Regions from separate parts of the Homo sapiens genome. Here region 1 is linked to region 2. The links are chromatin loops, found by intact Hi-C in ENCODE. Cell type or tissue: natural killer cell. All regions are shown on one strand. Each heading gives the region's core, and the rest is flanking DNA. Links, peaks and the distances in the headings are about the cores only. Region 1 has its middle 58 kb from the start of TCEAL2. Region 2 has its middle 39 kb from the start of BEX4.

The links. Peaks named below come from ENCODE experiments on the same cell type or tissue, not always from the same donor. Only the 100,000 strongest peaks of a DNase experiment are listed, where the experiment ranks them.
Region 1: a loop joins it to region 2, with 9 times the contacts of the local background. A loop is called at or near these places in 3 of 110 quality-filtered maps.

The regions. Positions count from the first base shown.
Region 1 is chrX:102,063,908-102,072,252 of GRCh38, forward strand. No RefSeq gene overlaps it. Among named protein-coding and RNA genes, the nearest start is that of TCEAL2, 58 kb to the right of the region's middle. In natural killer cell, for the core only: no CTCF peak of the experiment used is centred there; a DNase peak (open chromatin) is centred at 4,264.
Region 2 is chrX:103,172,310-103,180,654 of GRCh38, forward strand. No RefSeq gene overlaps it. Among named protein-coding and RNA genes, the nearest start is that of BEX4, 39 kb to the right of the region's middle. In natural killer cell, for the core only: a CTCF peak has its summit at 4,256 (motif pointing left); a DNase peak (open chromatin) is centred at 4,262.

The sequences.
Region 1 (8,345 bases), core at 265-8,264, 1.1 Mb before region 2:
TGCATCTTGCCATTTTGCAGCTTTCTCTCCTTTTTTAAAAGGAATGTTTTCTTCCAACATAATATTCTGTGCACTTCAGAAAGGCATATTTTCTTCCAAGAGAATATTCTTTTGCCTTGCGATAACTGGCCTAAAAGATTGTATGTTTTGTTGAAATAATTACTATGCTAATATTATAAAGTTTGTTTTGCTTAGGAAAAAACAGATTTAAATTTTATTTTAATTAAGGTTATTACATCATGTATCTTCCTGTATATACTTTTAAAGTCCTTGTGACATTGAGTTACAGGGTTTTGACTCCTGAATCTAAAAAGGACACCAAGTCCTGCTAAATCTTAAACACTGACAGCAATTAAATCCCCATCTCCTGGCCCTGAAGAAGATGCCAATCAAAATAAACTGTATTCCTGAGACACAGGGCCAGAAATTAAAGCTGTTTAACTCCCCAAGGCCCAGGGACTATCTCAGAAGAAGTGGGCACATCAGGGACTATCTCAAAAGAAGTGGGCACATGAGATTGTGAGGATCAATTTTGAAAGATAAAATAAGTTCAGTTTCTCTATAAATTAATCATTAATTTCAAAGGCATGCTGATACAAGACCAGCATATGGGCCCCTGTGTCATATTAACAAGGTTTTCTTGAAGCATTAACTGGCTCCCTATTAAAGGTTATAAAGGTTATAAAAGGCTTATGGAAGTTATATTTTATGGTCAAGATTAAAATTTTATAGATTGCTTATAAAATTTTGAAAAACAAATTTAACTGGCTTTGTGCTGTTTTTATTAGGGCTTATTTTTTGGAAAATTAAGTCTCCTTTCTCAAAGAATGAAGGTTTTTGCCCTTTTTGAAATTCTTGAGTTATCACTTTGGTTGAATGAATGACTTATTTTACAGTGATCTGTGATTGTATTTTGTGATATCAAGTGTTTTAAACCTTTGATATTTGACAAGCTTTCTGAAATCAAATTATAAATTATGTCTTTCTGAGCTAATTAATCCTTTAAGATATTAGGTTCCTCAAAGTCCACAAGTGACATAATTTGGCTTATTTGGTACAAAAATTATACAGGAAACATTGTCAAATATAAAATGGTGTTTGGTTTTCTTTGGGCTGTATTTGTGTAAATATGTTATTGGTATGTGTTTGAAAATTATGGGAAACTCCTGTCATTCTGATATAGCTTAGTGTACATTATCAGTAATAATCAAAATTGTTATGTTAAAATTACTGTGTGCCACAGAGGTCACAAATTTCCTTGTCAATTGTGTATTTGACTATGTTGGCCCTGAAACTTTTTGTCATCCATGGACAATTGTTGTGTTGTTTGGGTCCTCTTTAGAAGGTGGTTTTATTATCAGCTATAAAACTCTAACAGGTGCTCTTGAATTCATGTTTCTGATAACTTTGGAGACTGTGACACCAGAATAGAGGAAAAACTTTCAGAACTCATGGAGAGCTAAAATGCTCATGAATAGCAGCAGAACAGGAATTAACTGCACAGACTGAACTAATCTTTTTGACTTTTTGCTTAAAACGTTGTTGATCCTTTGTTATGCTTTTTCAGTCTTGTAACTTTTCTTTTGAGCTATTGACAGCTTTTAACAATTTAGTATACTCCTATGCACAAAATTTGGAGCATATTTGTTTCTTTCTACCTGATTTCTCCACAATTTGGAAATTATTTATGAGTATTCTTAACTTATGACAATACAGTTATTTGCATAAGTGCAATAAGAATCTGTTTTCATTTGTAACAGGACACTATTGGAGAAACTGGTTATTTTACCAAGGCTTTGATTGGAATGGTGGGCTTTCCTTTAAGGAATCAAACTTGACTTATGGAGTCAATAAAAGCCCTTGGAAAAACTGGCCTCATACTTTACACAGTCCCTGTACAGGATTTCTGACCTGTGGTAAGTAAAGAACGTCATTTTCTGACAGACCCAGGAGCCCCAGATTTATCTTGGAACCTCAAGAGGAGAGGAAATTCACCTAACTCATAAGTATTTGATGGTACAAATTCATGGCTGAGCTCTGCTTTAAAAAAGTCTTATATGAGATTCCGTCTATGGAACAAAGTTCCATCAAAGGCAATTTTAAAAAGTTTATGTAAAAAATAATTATTTTTGCTGTACTTTATACAAATAATGCGGACAAGCATAATAAAACAAATTGTTCCTACCATGATTTGTCATTAGTAAAAATGGATAACTGGAGAGAAAAAATATGTTTCAAAAACTATAGTTTTTACTCTATTTTTTCCTGGCTACAAGTCTCCAAAATAATATTTTCCAATGCTTCTTCTATTTTTCCTTTTTCCCCATTTTTTCCTAATTTGAAATCACAAAAAACAAAGCTATGCTTTCTTAAATCCCTGAGAACTGAAGCTAGGCAACTTAAACTTCAGAAGAAAATAATAGTAACCTGTTTACATATAAAAGCCACTTTCATAACTGCCTACTAATGGATGGTCTTCAGAGTAATGTGACCTGTATCAATTTTCCAGGATCATCCTTTTGTTTGTTGTTGTTGTTCTCCCTTCCTCCCCCTATTTTCTCTTCGTAGAACATGAGAATTCACAACCTCCTAAAATGAGTTTTCAGGACATACCCATCCAGGAATAAACTGTCCTAGCCACAAAAGTTCAGATGAAACCTGAGACCAGGGACCCATTTTCTCCTAAAATGCTTTCTCCAAAAGATTTTAAAAAAGAAAAGGGGGATAATATGAAAGGAAAATCTTAGGACCCCCAAATTACTAAGCTAAAAGGAAAAGTCAAGCTGGGAAATGCTCAGGACAAACCTTCCTCCCTTTCTATTCAAAGTCACCCCTCCTCACTGAGATAGATGAATATCTTATTGCCTTCACTGGAAAGGCTTATCAGAAACTCAAAAGAATGCAGCCATTTGTCTCTCACCTACTTGTGACCTGAAAGCCCTCTACCTGCTTCAAGTTGTTCCTGCCTTTCTGGATGAAACCAATGTACTTTTTACATATATTGATTGATGTCTCATGTATCGCTGAAATGTATAAAACCAAGTTGTGCCCTGACCACCTTGGGCACATGTCTTCAGGACTTCTTGAGGCTGTGTCATGGGTGTGCATCCTGAACCTTGGTAAAATAAACTTTCTAAATTAATTGAGACCATCTCAGATATTAGGGGTTCACAAAAGCTATGTAGGGGCAGAGGGAGCAAAAGGAAATGTTGTAGTTGTCAGCACAAACACACTGACATACTCACCCTCATACACACATATACTTTCCCATATACTCATACATTCATCGAGTTCTGTTATCATAATACTAAAATTTTCCCAAGATGCTTTGCTCATTCAATTCACCAGTGTAAATATCCATGTAAAATGTACCCTGAACTTTAGCAGTATACAGACACTGAAAAGATGCCATCCACATAGTGTTGATAATACAGAATATCAGGACACTTTAAATAACATGGGGCTGTGAAAATTGATTATGTGATATCCATAGGATGGAGTTCTAGGCAGGCAGGCAGCAAAAACAAATTATAATGAAAACAATGATAAGAACTAATTTGCTGTCTATTAGATTAGCAACAATTCATATTATTTCAAATTTGTAGAAGAACAGGCACTTTCATGCTGCATTGTTAGGAATACAAATTAGTAATAGAATTTTGAATGTAATGTGTTAATATGGAAGTTTTTAGATTGTATAGTTTTGAAAAAACACTTTCAGAAACTTAATATAAAATGCTTACAAAGATATCTACATATATATAATCAAGACTGTTAAGTATACTATTACTTGGAATAGAAAATAAGGTAAAGTAATTAATTTTTCTTTTTCAGTACAGTACTAGTGAAATAAATTTTGAAGCATCCATACAATGAAATGCCAGGCCAATGTTAAAAAAAAATTAAAATTCTGTTGTAAAGTAGTGTGAAATATTATCATAGAAATGTATTTACATGGAAAGGTGGTCATAATTAGGGCAAAGGTAGGTTACAATGATCATAAATGGAAGAATCTAATTTTGCTTATATAGGTGTCTAGCTATTTCTCCAGAGGTATCATAGGATTTTTAAAATGATACATTTGTCTTTCTTACATACAGCTTTCTCTTCAGCTTAGAAGGAGCCTATACTTTCTGTCTGATGGCCATCAGTATCCCTGTATACTGGGAATATGCCCTTTTCCACCCAGACTTCCAGAAAGCTCTTTAGGGTGGGTTCCACTTTCGTGCTCATTGGTGTTCAAGCTGCAGTTGAAGCTTCTGTCACAAGATGGCACCAATGTATCTCTATTGTCAAACTTTTCTGCAAAGAAATGTATGCAGAATGAAAAGTACAATCTCTCCCTTAAAACCGAGCTTATGAATCTATGTACAGAATGATTCTAATTCTGTGTTTAAAAAACTGATAGATGTGAAAAAAGACTATTAAAAAAGTGACTCTAGGAGAAAGGCAGAAACTCACTGGCTGATGTGGGTTACCTGGGGTAAGAGAGAAACTAAAGCAGGCGTACAATTTCCACACAGCGTGGGGGCTCAATTAGTTGTAAGTCCTTCCCCTTGATGTCCACTTCCCACTTTAATGAAGGTTTAGTGTGCTGACGTCATCTACGTTACTATTGTCAGTACCCCTGTTTCTTCCCTGCCCCGTGGACCAGTGAGAAGCATACAGGGCACTTTCCTTCTCACGATATTTGTGCAATTTCAGGGTATAAAGGTAACCTGCAGCATCCCATTGAAGCAAATGTGTCCTTCACCAATTGGTCCCAAACCTGGATGGCCTCAGACCTAGAGTGTCCTGTTAGTTATCTCAGAGCCTTGTCTGCTTCCTTGGGAGGCCCCCACTCTTCACTCCAGTCAGGCTGGACCCCCTCTGTCTTCTCTCACATCCAGCCCCAATGAGTCCTGCCCATTGTACCAGGCATAGCCCCTCTTTTAGGAGTCTCTAATAATTCCAGTGAGGACTTTCTCCTCTTACATAGTAAGGTAGTTCTACAGATGTCACCATAACTTCCACAAGGACCTGGGCCCTGTGCAATCATTATTGTAAACTCTCCATCCTCTGAACCACTGGAAGTATGAAAAGTGATGGATGCTCAGTGAACATTGGTGAGATGGTGCAGGTCAAGGCAGGAAAAGAAACTCATCTTGGATGTCTCAGGCACTGGGGCCTAAGAAAAGCTCCTGACTCTCGCTCCAGTGTCCCTCCCTACAGACCCACAGTAACCTCTTCCTGAAGCTCCAAGAAGGTCCCAGAGCCCCAGGTTATGTACACATCTGATGTGAATACAAAGGGCCACAACAGAGTACAGAAAAAGCACAAGTTATCAACACAAAAGGGGTGAGGACATTTTCCACTCCAATATTATTACACTGCATAACCCAGAGATAGCACTGAATTTCTTATGTAATATAGATTATTGTGTGTGGCTCCCTTGTTATACTTGCAATACAATGGTATATTTTGTGTAGGGAAACTCTCATATAGAGTAAAAGGATAAAGCAGTACATGGGAATAATAATCATCTTATTCTGGATGGTGATTTTCTCATTATCCAGAATGGGACGTAATTAGGGAGGACTAAATATTTTTCTTAACCTAGATTAATTTTACAGCTCTATGCTTTTTACTTCTCAAGTAGCAGAGCATTTACAGACTCAGTTTTTAATCCTAAATGTAATGCATATTCATTTAATAAATGTTTACTATTGAATCAAATGCAGAGTTTAAAAATATCAATATCCATCAATTCCATCATCATTGAAATCACATTATGCCATTTTATTCCATTATTTTTCTCTGCATGCATATCCACAAATGTACATGTATTATATGTATCATTTCTTAAAACTATTATATTACCATATATGTTTCTTAGTATCTTAGTTTTTGTTACTTTATTTTTGCTTTTATCTTAATTTTTATTTTAAGTATTAGCACATGGAGAGAGTGTTCTGATTAAATGACAAGGTATAAACTATTATCTAACTTTGTTTTTCAATGAACCTTTTACCAGCTAACCAAGCCCCAATACTTGGACTGTGCATCTAATTGGAGATGAAATACTCATTGCATGTTAAACAATGTTATATATCAGGGTCTGCTTATGAGCTTCCTATAGACTTCCTTTAATCTATATTTCAACCACTTTATCTAACAGTTATAAAAATCTTAGCTTTGAGGAGCATTGTAATGCATGGCAGGAAGTAGAATCTCCACTCCTACAATTCACCTTTTGATGGTTTGTGGAATAATAACAATAGTAAATAATAAAATACAACAACAATTATGGAGCACATTGTAGATAAATTGGTTGCTGTCAATCAGGCAACCAGCAAGTAATGGATACCAGGGTCAAATCCCAGTCCCTGTAACCCAAAGCCCATGCCCCTGCACACTGTTTTTACACTGAGTGCCCTTCTGTGTTAGATCAGAGACCAAAAACTTGAAAATGACTTATTCAAGGTCCTGTGCTCAGTTAAGGGGTTTAGTAACTTGGATACATGTTTGATGACTCCCTTGTTCATCTACCCAAGCCATTACTATTCTTTGCTCTTCTGTACCATTTTTTTTTTCTGAAACTCATAAGAAATTGCTTCACCCATGTCAAACTAGAAGGAAAATAAAGAGACAAGAAAGCATGTGAAAAAAGGAAGTGATAGAATGGGACAAAAGTTTACTTCATATTAGTGTATTTCCAGATGCCATTTTAAATATTCTATTTTATGAAACAAAGGAGGCAGAGTGGACTGTCAGCATAACAAGCCTACCATCTATGAGACATTCTTTTAGATTTTTCTCCTTTTCTTTTTACAGCAAGTTTGTGAAGATGGCACCCATAGTCTCATTTTACAGATGACCCAGCTTAGACTCACAGAAGGTACATACATTTTTTGGAGTCAAACATCTACACCCTGGCCTCTGCATAGGCCGTACAGCAGCCTCCCATTTCAATGATGGCTTTCCAGAGGTTAAGGACTGATAGTGGGAAACTCTCCTGATATGGAACCCGGGCTGTATTATGCCACCATTGGCCATCACTACCCTTTTGCTGATGAAGATGATGGTGGGGATAAAAACACTGACAGCATACTGGTCCATGGGCCAAGAAGCAGAGGTGAAGCTTTTACAAAGACTAGCTGATTCCTGAGATGTCGAACTGGACTCAGGAAGCAGTACGAGCTGTGGCCCTTTGAAAAGAGAACCTGAATCATAGGCTATTAACATGTACACAACTACTATATAAGGATATTTTATATTTAATGCTAATTCAATCCTAACAACTCTATCCAGTACCAATAATCATCCCTGTTATATATATTATCAGAAATGGGAGATTAGGTAACTTGACCTAGGCAAATGAACTTATAAATTACTGCTTCAGGATGCAAGACCTGGAATTACTAAAAAGACTGAGATTTTTCCTGTGAGCTGACATTTGATATTAATCAAGGAATTATTATTCAATTGTTCTTTTGAGAGTAATGTGCTTAAGTATTTTAAAAATACTTACAATCATTATAAATGCCATGTTCATAGCAAAAACTAAAAAACAGAATGTGTGTGAAAGTTGGGGAAGCGGAAGCCAAGATGACCCACTAGATGCAGCCAGAAAGAGAATCTCCCACCTAGAGACCAGACCATCAAGAAGATTGGCACACTCTGAGAAAATATTCTGAGGAAGGTAGGAAGGTATTGAGAAAGGATAGAGGGAGGACACAGATTCTGGAATGAAGGGAGAGGAAAATGGCAACTTTGCACAGGGCTGCCAAGCCCCAGGACTTGTTCCTGGGCCCTAGTGGCTCCCAAGGAGGGATGAGTTAAACAGGCGAGGAGTGATTCATTCTCACCATGGACCTCTGGAATCCCAGCTGCAGGAGATCTCACAACCCCCATGGATATTTGAGCTGAAAGGGAGAGATGCTTGGATTGATGGCAGAGACAGGACTGCAGCTTGTGCAGAGCCCAGAAGGCCTTGGCGCAGGAATAGCTGCAGTGGAACACAGCAAGGGACATCAATTCCCCACATCTCATCATGCTTCTCTAGGTGCCTTTGGCCTTCGTTGACTCAGCCCTGGACAGAGCAGGGCTATCTTGTCCATGGGATGGGGCTAATCTGATCTGAACACCCTCTGTCTGCTAATCAGTCTTGGGATCCCTGCCTGGACATTGTCACCTGAAATGAAGCCTTGAATGACCAACCAGGGCACTCCCTGGAAGCTGCCACCATAACTGCTTCAGCAGCAGACCCCAATTAACCATTGTAGAGCTTCAGCATATGGGCTCATGCTGATCCATACCCACCATACCCACCCACCCACAGCCTTTCCCTACTGTTCTTCTGGCAC
Region 2 (8,345 bases), core at 211-8,210:
GTGACAGGATCTCGGCTCACTGCAGCCTCTGCCTCCCAGTCTCAAGTGATCCTCCCACCTCAGCCTCCTGAGTAGTTGGGAATGCAGGTGCATGCCACCATGCCTGGCTAACTTTTTGTAGTTTTGGTAGAGATGGGTTTCTCCATGTTGCCCAGGCTGGTCTTGAACTCCTGAACTCAAGCGATCCACGTGCCTCGTCGTCCCAACGTGCTGGGATTACGGGTGTAAGCCACTGTGCCCAGCCTTAAACATTGACACAGGAGAGTTCCCTGGACCCCCTCAGAGGGCGTGCAACAGAGGTGTGGCTCTCTGTTCCGCCACTGACAGCGCAAACCCTTTATGGGAAGGGGAGCATTCAGGCACTCCTTCTCTTGTCTCCTTCTCTGCTGCACCATTCTGCCATTCCTCTGCCCATTTAATTCTGGAGCCTGGGGTTCAGGATTTATAGGGGTACAGGATACTGGGCCGTGGCAGGCCAAAAGGCAACTTTTGGGGTGCAAAAACAGGAATGTGTGTTCTCATATAGGGCCACAGGTGTCTGGCTCGAGGTTGGTGCCTTTGCCGGGGAACTGCCCTCTTCTACCCAGTATATCCCTGTCTCCTGTCATTATCAACATCAGTCTTTATCTTATTTTTTCATGCTTCTGAGTACAATAATGCCAATAAAAATACATATAAAGGGAAAAATGGCTAAAATATATTATATGCCATTGGGGTGAAAGGGAAGCTTCCTTCTTGCCCTTGGAGGGTTTGCTGAAAAATCAAGTCACAATAAGTCATATTAATAAGAGAAAAGGCACATACATTTATTTAACCAAGTACATGAGGGGAATGGCAGAATGATCGCCCAATTTCCCACTGGGGTCTAAACATATATAACCTCCTTTCAGAGTGGATTGGGGAGATGGGGAGCATAGGTAATTCCGTTAAGGGGCATTAAATAATTAGCAGGAAAAACATGAATGGATACTTGGGAGAATGAATGGATGGAGGGAACAGAGATTGACTTGTAAGTGGTTTTCTTTGGAAGTTGAACCTGAGAGAAGGGCATTATTCTGTAAGAAGACTGGGCCAGACCTGGTTACATTCTTCCTCTCCTTACCTGAAATAGATGAGATAACAGGGAAGAGAAAGAAAAGAAATTATTCTTCTTGATGGGTTCACCTGATCTTTAGGAAGATAGGGGAAAAGTCTCTTTCAAGGCCCGTTGATTTCCAAGAGTTTTTAATTCAAAATATTCATTATGCCACGGAGGCATATTTTGGGGTGAAATTCTCTGTGCTCCTTCAGTGTGTGAAAGGAACATAAGAAAAACTTAAGAATTTTTTTTTTTTTTTTTTTTTTTTTTTGAGACGGAGTCTCACTGTCGCCCAGGTTGGAGTGCAGTGGCGCGATCTCGGCTCATTGCAGGCTCCGCCCCCTTGGGTTCACGCCATTCTCCTGCCTCAGCCTCCCGAGTAGCTGGGACTACAGGCGCCTGCCACCTCGCCCGGCTAATTTTTTGTATTTTTACTAGAGACGGGGTTTCACCGTGTTAGCCAGGATGGTCTTGATCTCCTGACCTCGTGATCCGCCCGCCTCGGCCTCCCAAAGTGCTGGGATTACAGGCGTGAGCCACAGTGCGCGGCAAAGAATTTTTAAAAATCTTTAATTCCTTGAAAGTTTGGCAAGTTTAAAAGTTAATGTGCAGGAGCAGGAGCCATCTCATATCAGACTTAAACCTTGAATTTTCCCACATGTTAATTTCCCTTCTTACTCTTTTATATTTACTTAAGAGGGAGCTAATGAGATGCCTCCAATGGAATAGTATGGGTTCTGAGCCCAATACATATTTAGCGAATTGGTGAATGTAAGAATAGTTAATTGTATGTTGAAGAAATGCTAGTAATTCTTGGATTTTTGTCTCTCAGGGAAGCAACAGATGGCTGAAATCCTGTTGTGATATGGCTGGATAATGCATGCTCTGAGGATCCTGCACTGATGGCTATGGAATAGCTCCAGCATTTTCCTAAATATATTAACATTCTGAGCAGTCCAGGAGCAACCTTTAGGCAAACAATACACCGTGCTTCCCGGGTCCTATGTATTAATGAGATAACCAAGTGAGTTCACAGACACACCTGTCTTTCCAGCATAGGAACTGGATTTGGGTCCACTCAGAAGCATGATATTGAACAGTTCTTATGAGATTATGAAACACACAAGAATATTGAAAACCTTCTGTCTCTAACATGTTGAAATCAAGGCATATCAGAAAGATATTTGCTTCCTTTATCTACATGTCTATATTCTCATAAGGGAAAACAATGAAAAATAATTTTTCAGAATGCCTCCTTAGCCCTGAGTCTCAGCCAGTCCCTACTGCTGTTCTCAACATTTAATTCACCATTGAAGTCCCATTCTATGCCATAGAGTCTGGAAAAGTTTTTTCATTTGACTCTCAGGACAGCTCTGTAAGGATGGTATGGTCAGTCCCATTTCACAGATGACCAAATAGAAGTTTATAGAGCCGAAGTCACCTCTCCACATAACTGACAGGATTGGAATGAGGTCCTATGCCTCGCCCTTTTTAGAAGACACTGAGCACCCTCCCTTTTAGGAGATGGGAGCCCAGGGCTTGAGAAATGGTCAGATTCCACTCCCCTGCTATTGTGGCCTTATGGGTCCTCATTCAACAACCCTTCTTGGTGATGAAGATGGTAGTGTGCATATATGTGCACATATATTCATTGCTTTGGAAAGGCATTCTTTGTGTTTAATTTCATAGGAAAATGAAATAGATAAAAAGTTGAATTTACTCTGTGTGTGAGTGTATTTCTATGTCTCCTGTAGCTGGATTGCCCCACCTCACAGATGTTGCTTTATCTTTAGTTGAGACTGGAGCTGGATTCCAATCTGAGGTTTAGATGTCCTAGAAAATGAAGAATACAGAGAGATTGCTGCTAATTGGTTAAAAATTCCAGAAAACTGGCCTGGTACCATTAAATCAAGATCCCCAACTCTGGCTGGGCACAGTGGCTCACACTTGTAATCTCAGCACTTTGGGAGGCCAAGGTGGGAGGATAGCTTGAGCTCAGGAGTTCTAGACCAGCCTAGGCAACATACTGAGACCTCATCTCTAATAAATAAATAAATAAATAAATAAATAAATAAATAAATAAATAAATAAATATTTAAAAAGATCCCCAACTCCAATTCTCCCTACTCCTTGCTGAAACCCTTGGACTGAGACTTTCAGAATTGCAATCCTGGCTGTGACCACCAGACTACATCCATCTCCAATTTCTTTTTTATTTTTATTTTTATTTTTTTTTTGAGACGGGGTCTCGCTCTTTCACCCAGGCTGGAGTGCAGTGGCACGATCTCGGCTTACTGCAACCTCTGCCTCAGCAGAGCAATTCTCTGCCTCAGCCTTCTGAGTAGCTGGGATTACGGGTACCCGCCACCACGCTCGGCTAATTTTTTTTGTACTTTTAGTAGAGACAGGGTTTCACCATCTTGGCCAAGCTGGTTTTGAACTCCTGACCTCGTGATCCAACCGCCTCAGCCTCCCAAAGTGCTGGGATTACAGGCGTGAGCCACCATGCCCAGTCCAATTTCTTTTTTTCTTTTCTTTTTTTTTTTCAGGCGGAGCAACTTGTTTTTTAAAGAAAAGGAGTACAGTACGGTTTGCAGAGAGTAAGAAATGACTTGGAATGTTCTGTTTACTAAAATAAAAATTCTGTTTGGAAAATTCATATGTATATTAAAGCAGTTCCAATGGCTGTTGACTTCAAATCTACATCACATTCACTGATTTATCTCTTCCCTCCTGAGTGTAGGTTGAGGTGTCCACACTGTAGGAGAGCCCCTCCCTCCCAGAAAGCATGGCATTCACTCTCCATTACCCCACCCCTGTATAGGTTTCCCAGACCTTCTCCCATCTCCTCTCAGTCATCCTCTCTCCAGGACACGGTGGACACAGCTGCCCAGACCCCTCAATGACTGCCGATCCTGTCTCAGACACCTCCCGCCTGCCCTCTGCTGCTCTGTGCTCGCCCACCGGCCACGACCAAGGCGCACTGCTGCTACCTGGTGTTTCATTATATGGTTTTACACCATTATTTTATACCTATCCGGTTTTTTCAGAGAGTATTAGAATGTTCTGTACTGAGATTCATAAACTGGGTCGCAAGAGAGGTATTGTAATTTTTGCTCCTTGCAGACACTTTGAAGTTTGAAAATAGTGGTATATAGTGGTACTGTGGTGCCCCCTCGTGACATAGGCCTGCACTGCAGCTTGAACATCCATGAACAGGAAGCCAGACAGTTTTCTGGTCTGGGAAAAAAGTAGACATACCCTGGGTATCCAGGCAAAAAGTGAAGCCTCTTTCTATGCTTTGTAGGTTGAACAAAAGAGTAATTTTTATTTTTATGCTTTAGGACATCTGGATAAATAGGTTGAGACCCATATAAACAAAAATGGATCCAGGCTATTTGTGACCATTGCAACCTGCTTTTGCACCTAATATATTTCCATGTAAATACATTTCTATGCTAGCACTTTAAACTACTTTGCAACAAAATTTCACTTTTTTTTTTTACAAGGACCAAGTGTTTGATAGTATAAAGCTCTTAAATTTTATTTTTCCAGTACCCTAGCGATGGAAATATAGTCATTTTACATTTTCTATTACGAACAATAGCATACTTAATGTTCTTGTTCATATACATGAAAATATCTTAGTAAGCGTTTCTTTATAATAAAGTCTTGAAAGTGTCCTTTCAAAACCCTGGTAAATGATAAAATTTTATATTAGCATAATGAATTCAAAATGCTATTACTGACCAGACACAGTAGCTCATGCCTGTAATTCCAGCACTTTGAGAGGCTGCCTCGGGAGGATAATATGAGCCCAGGAGTTGGAGACCAGCCTGGGTGACATAGCGAGACCCCATCTCTACAAAAATTTAAAAAATTAGCCAGGCATGGTGGCATGTGCCTGTAGTCCTAGTTACTCAAGAGGCTGAGGTAGGATTGCTTGAGCTTGGGAGGTAGGATTGCTTGAGCTTGGGAGGTTGAGGCTATGGTGAGCTGTGATCACACCACTGAACTCCAGTCTGGACAACAGAGCAAAACCCTGTCTCAAAAAAACCATTGTATTACTCGTATATATTTTAACTTTGCAGCATGAAAGTACCTGTTTCTCTGAACATTCGAAGTAATGGGAATTGTTATTAATCTGCTAGGCAACATATCATCTCTCATCTTTGTTTTCATCCAAATTTGTTTTTGTTGCCTTCCAAAATTCCATCCTATAGATGTGACATAATCAGTTTTCACAAGCCCATGTTATTTAGAGTGTTCTGATATTCCCTATTATCTACACTCTGTGAATGGTATCTTTTCAGAGTCTGTACACTGCTAAAGAGTGCAGTTCAGGGCAATGGTCATGTGGCTGTTTGCACTGGTAAGTGGAATGTGCCCACTTTGAGCCCAGCTAACTGTCTTGGAAGAATTATAGTATTGTGATGATAGAATCTGGCTGGGGTTTCTCTCTCCCTCTCTGTCTCTCTCTCTCTCTGTGTGTTTGTACTGACAACCACATATCCCTCTGTTTCCTTCTGCCCCTGGATGTCTTTGCTTCCCATTGGTCTCCCTAACTAAATTCTGGCCCAGAAGGAAAGGTAAATAATTATTAAGATGGCAATCCTGGGCCAGCACGGTGGCTCACGCCTGTAATCCCAGCACTTGGGGAAGCTGAAGCCAGCGGATCACGAGGTCAGGAGATCCAGACCATCCTGGCTAACACGGTGAAACCCCGTCTCTACTAAAAAATACAAAAAATTAGCCGGGCGTGGTGGCACATGCCTGTAGTCCCAGCTACTTAGGAGGCTGAGGCAGGAGAATCGCTTGAACCCGGGAGGCAGAGGTTGCAGTGAGCCACTGCACTCCAGCCTGGGTAACAGAGCGAGACTCCGTCTCAAAAACAACAACAACAACAACAACAACAAAAAAAAAAAAAAAAGATGGCAATCCTTATATCCAAATCTTTATCAATATCCTTCACTACATCCTGAAGATAACCTTCTAAAAAATTGTTGGAGCAAAGGGTGTGCAATTATGTAGCCTGTTGATAAGTATTGCCATACTGCTACCCAGAGAAGTAGTGCCATTTACACTCCACAAGTAGAGTCATGTGACAAAGGCCACAGCGGAGTGAAGAAACTAATAATGCTAACATCCAATCATAGAGGGAAGGCCTTGGACCCTGTCATGGACTCACATGTCAGCAGTAGCCCTAGGAGAACCTGCAGGCTCATGTGCTTGTTGCTTATTGTGTCTGTTAGGCTGCATATGTAACTGGACCCTTTTGCATTGAAAAATAGTGATAATGATGATTAACAGAGTATTTGTTTACTAGAGAATTATTTAAAAATTACCTTAATATCTAGTTAAATATGATTACAGTGAGAGAATTTCCACCTGGCATGTTATCAAAGTATAAAAAAAACTATTCAGGATTCCAGTGAGGTGTGCATGCAGGGACATCTACCCTGTCTCATATTGCTAGTGGGGATGTCACTTAGTACAACCTCTTTCCAGGTTGATTTGTCAACATCTATTAAAGAGTCTATGCATCTCTGATCTGTATGTGTTTGGAGACTGTCCCTTCAAATATTCATCCTCAGTATGACACCTGTCCCTTTATTAGAGAATGCATGTCCCTCATGATATCGGTTGTCTGGGGACTCTACTTTCTAAAGCACTGACCCAAACACACTCCTTTGTCATTATAAAGTAGGAAATTGAGGTCCAACAATTTTTATCTGACCCACAGAAAAAAAAGAGGCCCGGTGCAGTGGCTCACACCTCTAATCCCAGCTGCTCAGGAGGCTGACACAGGAGGATCACTTGAGCCCAGGAGGTCGAGGTTGCAGTGAGCCATGATTGTGCCACTGCACTCCAGCCAGGAGACAGAGAAAGACCCTGTCTCAAAAAAAGATATATGCAAATAGCCAATAATCATGAAAAAATGTTCTAACTCATTAATTATGTAAAGAATGCAAATAAAATCAACTAAATAACTTTTTATTATCTATCATGTAGATGCTGCTACAAGAATCTCACTTCAGATGAAATGACAGACATAGGTTGAAGGCAAAGGGATGTGTGCTAGTCTGTTTGTGCTACTATAACAAAATACCTAGACTGTGTAATTTATAAAGAACACAAATTTATTTCTCCCATTTCTGGAGGCTGGGAAGTCCAAGATCACAGCACTGGTATTTATTGTCTGGTGAGGGCCATCTTGCTATATTTTCACATAATTAAAGGGAAAAAAGCTGTATGCTTACATGGCAGAAGGTGGAAGGGCAAAAGGGCAAATCTGGTTCCCTCTAGCCCTTTTATAAGGTCGCTAAACCCATTCATTAGGGCAGAGCCCTCATGACTTAATCACCTCCTAGAGGCCCTACCTCTTAATAGGCTCAAATTGGCAATTAAGTTTCAACATATAAATTTTGGGGGAAACATTCAGACTATGGAAGGATGAAAAATATACATTATGAAAATAAAGGAAAACAGGAGTGTGGTTGTATTAGTTTCAGATAAAGTACACTTTAGAGCAAAGATAAGTACTAGATACAGAGAGGAATATTATAAAATAAAAGAGTCAATCTGCCAAGAAGATATAGCAATCCTAAATGTATATACAGCAAACAGCAGAGTTACAAAATATGCAAAGTAAAAACTGATAGCAAGGAAAGGAAAAATACACAACGTCGTGACATTATTAGGATACTTCAACACTCTTCCCTCTACAATTGATACAACAATCAGATAATTTCTGTCATGTTATTGGTGTATTTAGACCTGTGTGGTGTTTTCTCACATCAAGTGTGTGTCATTTTTCCACACCAACAGCCAGTTCTCCAATTTTTCAACAGCAGCTCAGTACCCAACAGTTAAATTCAATTCTGATGCTATCTACCTAAGTTAGCTTCAGATCTCACAAGTTAAAAGGTTCAGTCCTGTAAGACTGTCCAAGTTCAGATGCCAGCCACAAACAAGTAGGGTCCTCAGGCAACTCACCCTTCTGCCCAACTGACTACAAATTCAAGGGTTTCTAAGGTTCCCCCACCATAGACTTGATAATTCTCTAAAATAACTCTTATAACTCAGGAAAATGTTTTACTTGCTATTACCGGTATATTATAAAGAATATAACTCAGGAATGGCCAAATGGAAGAAATGCATAGGGCCAGGCAGGGTGGGGAGGATGGATGTGGAGCTTCCACGTCCTCTCTGGGGCACACCATCTTCCCAGCACGTCAATGTGTTTGTCAGTCTGGAAATTCCCCAA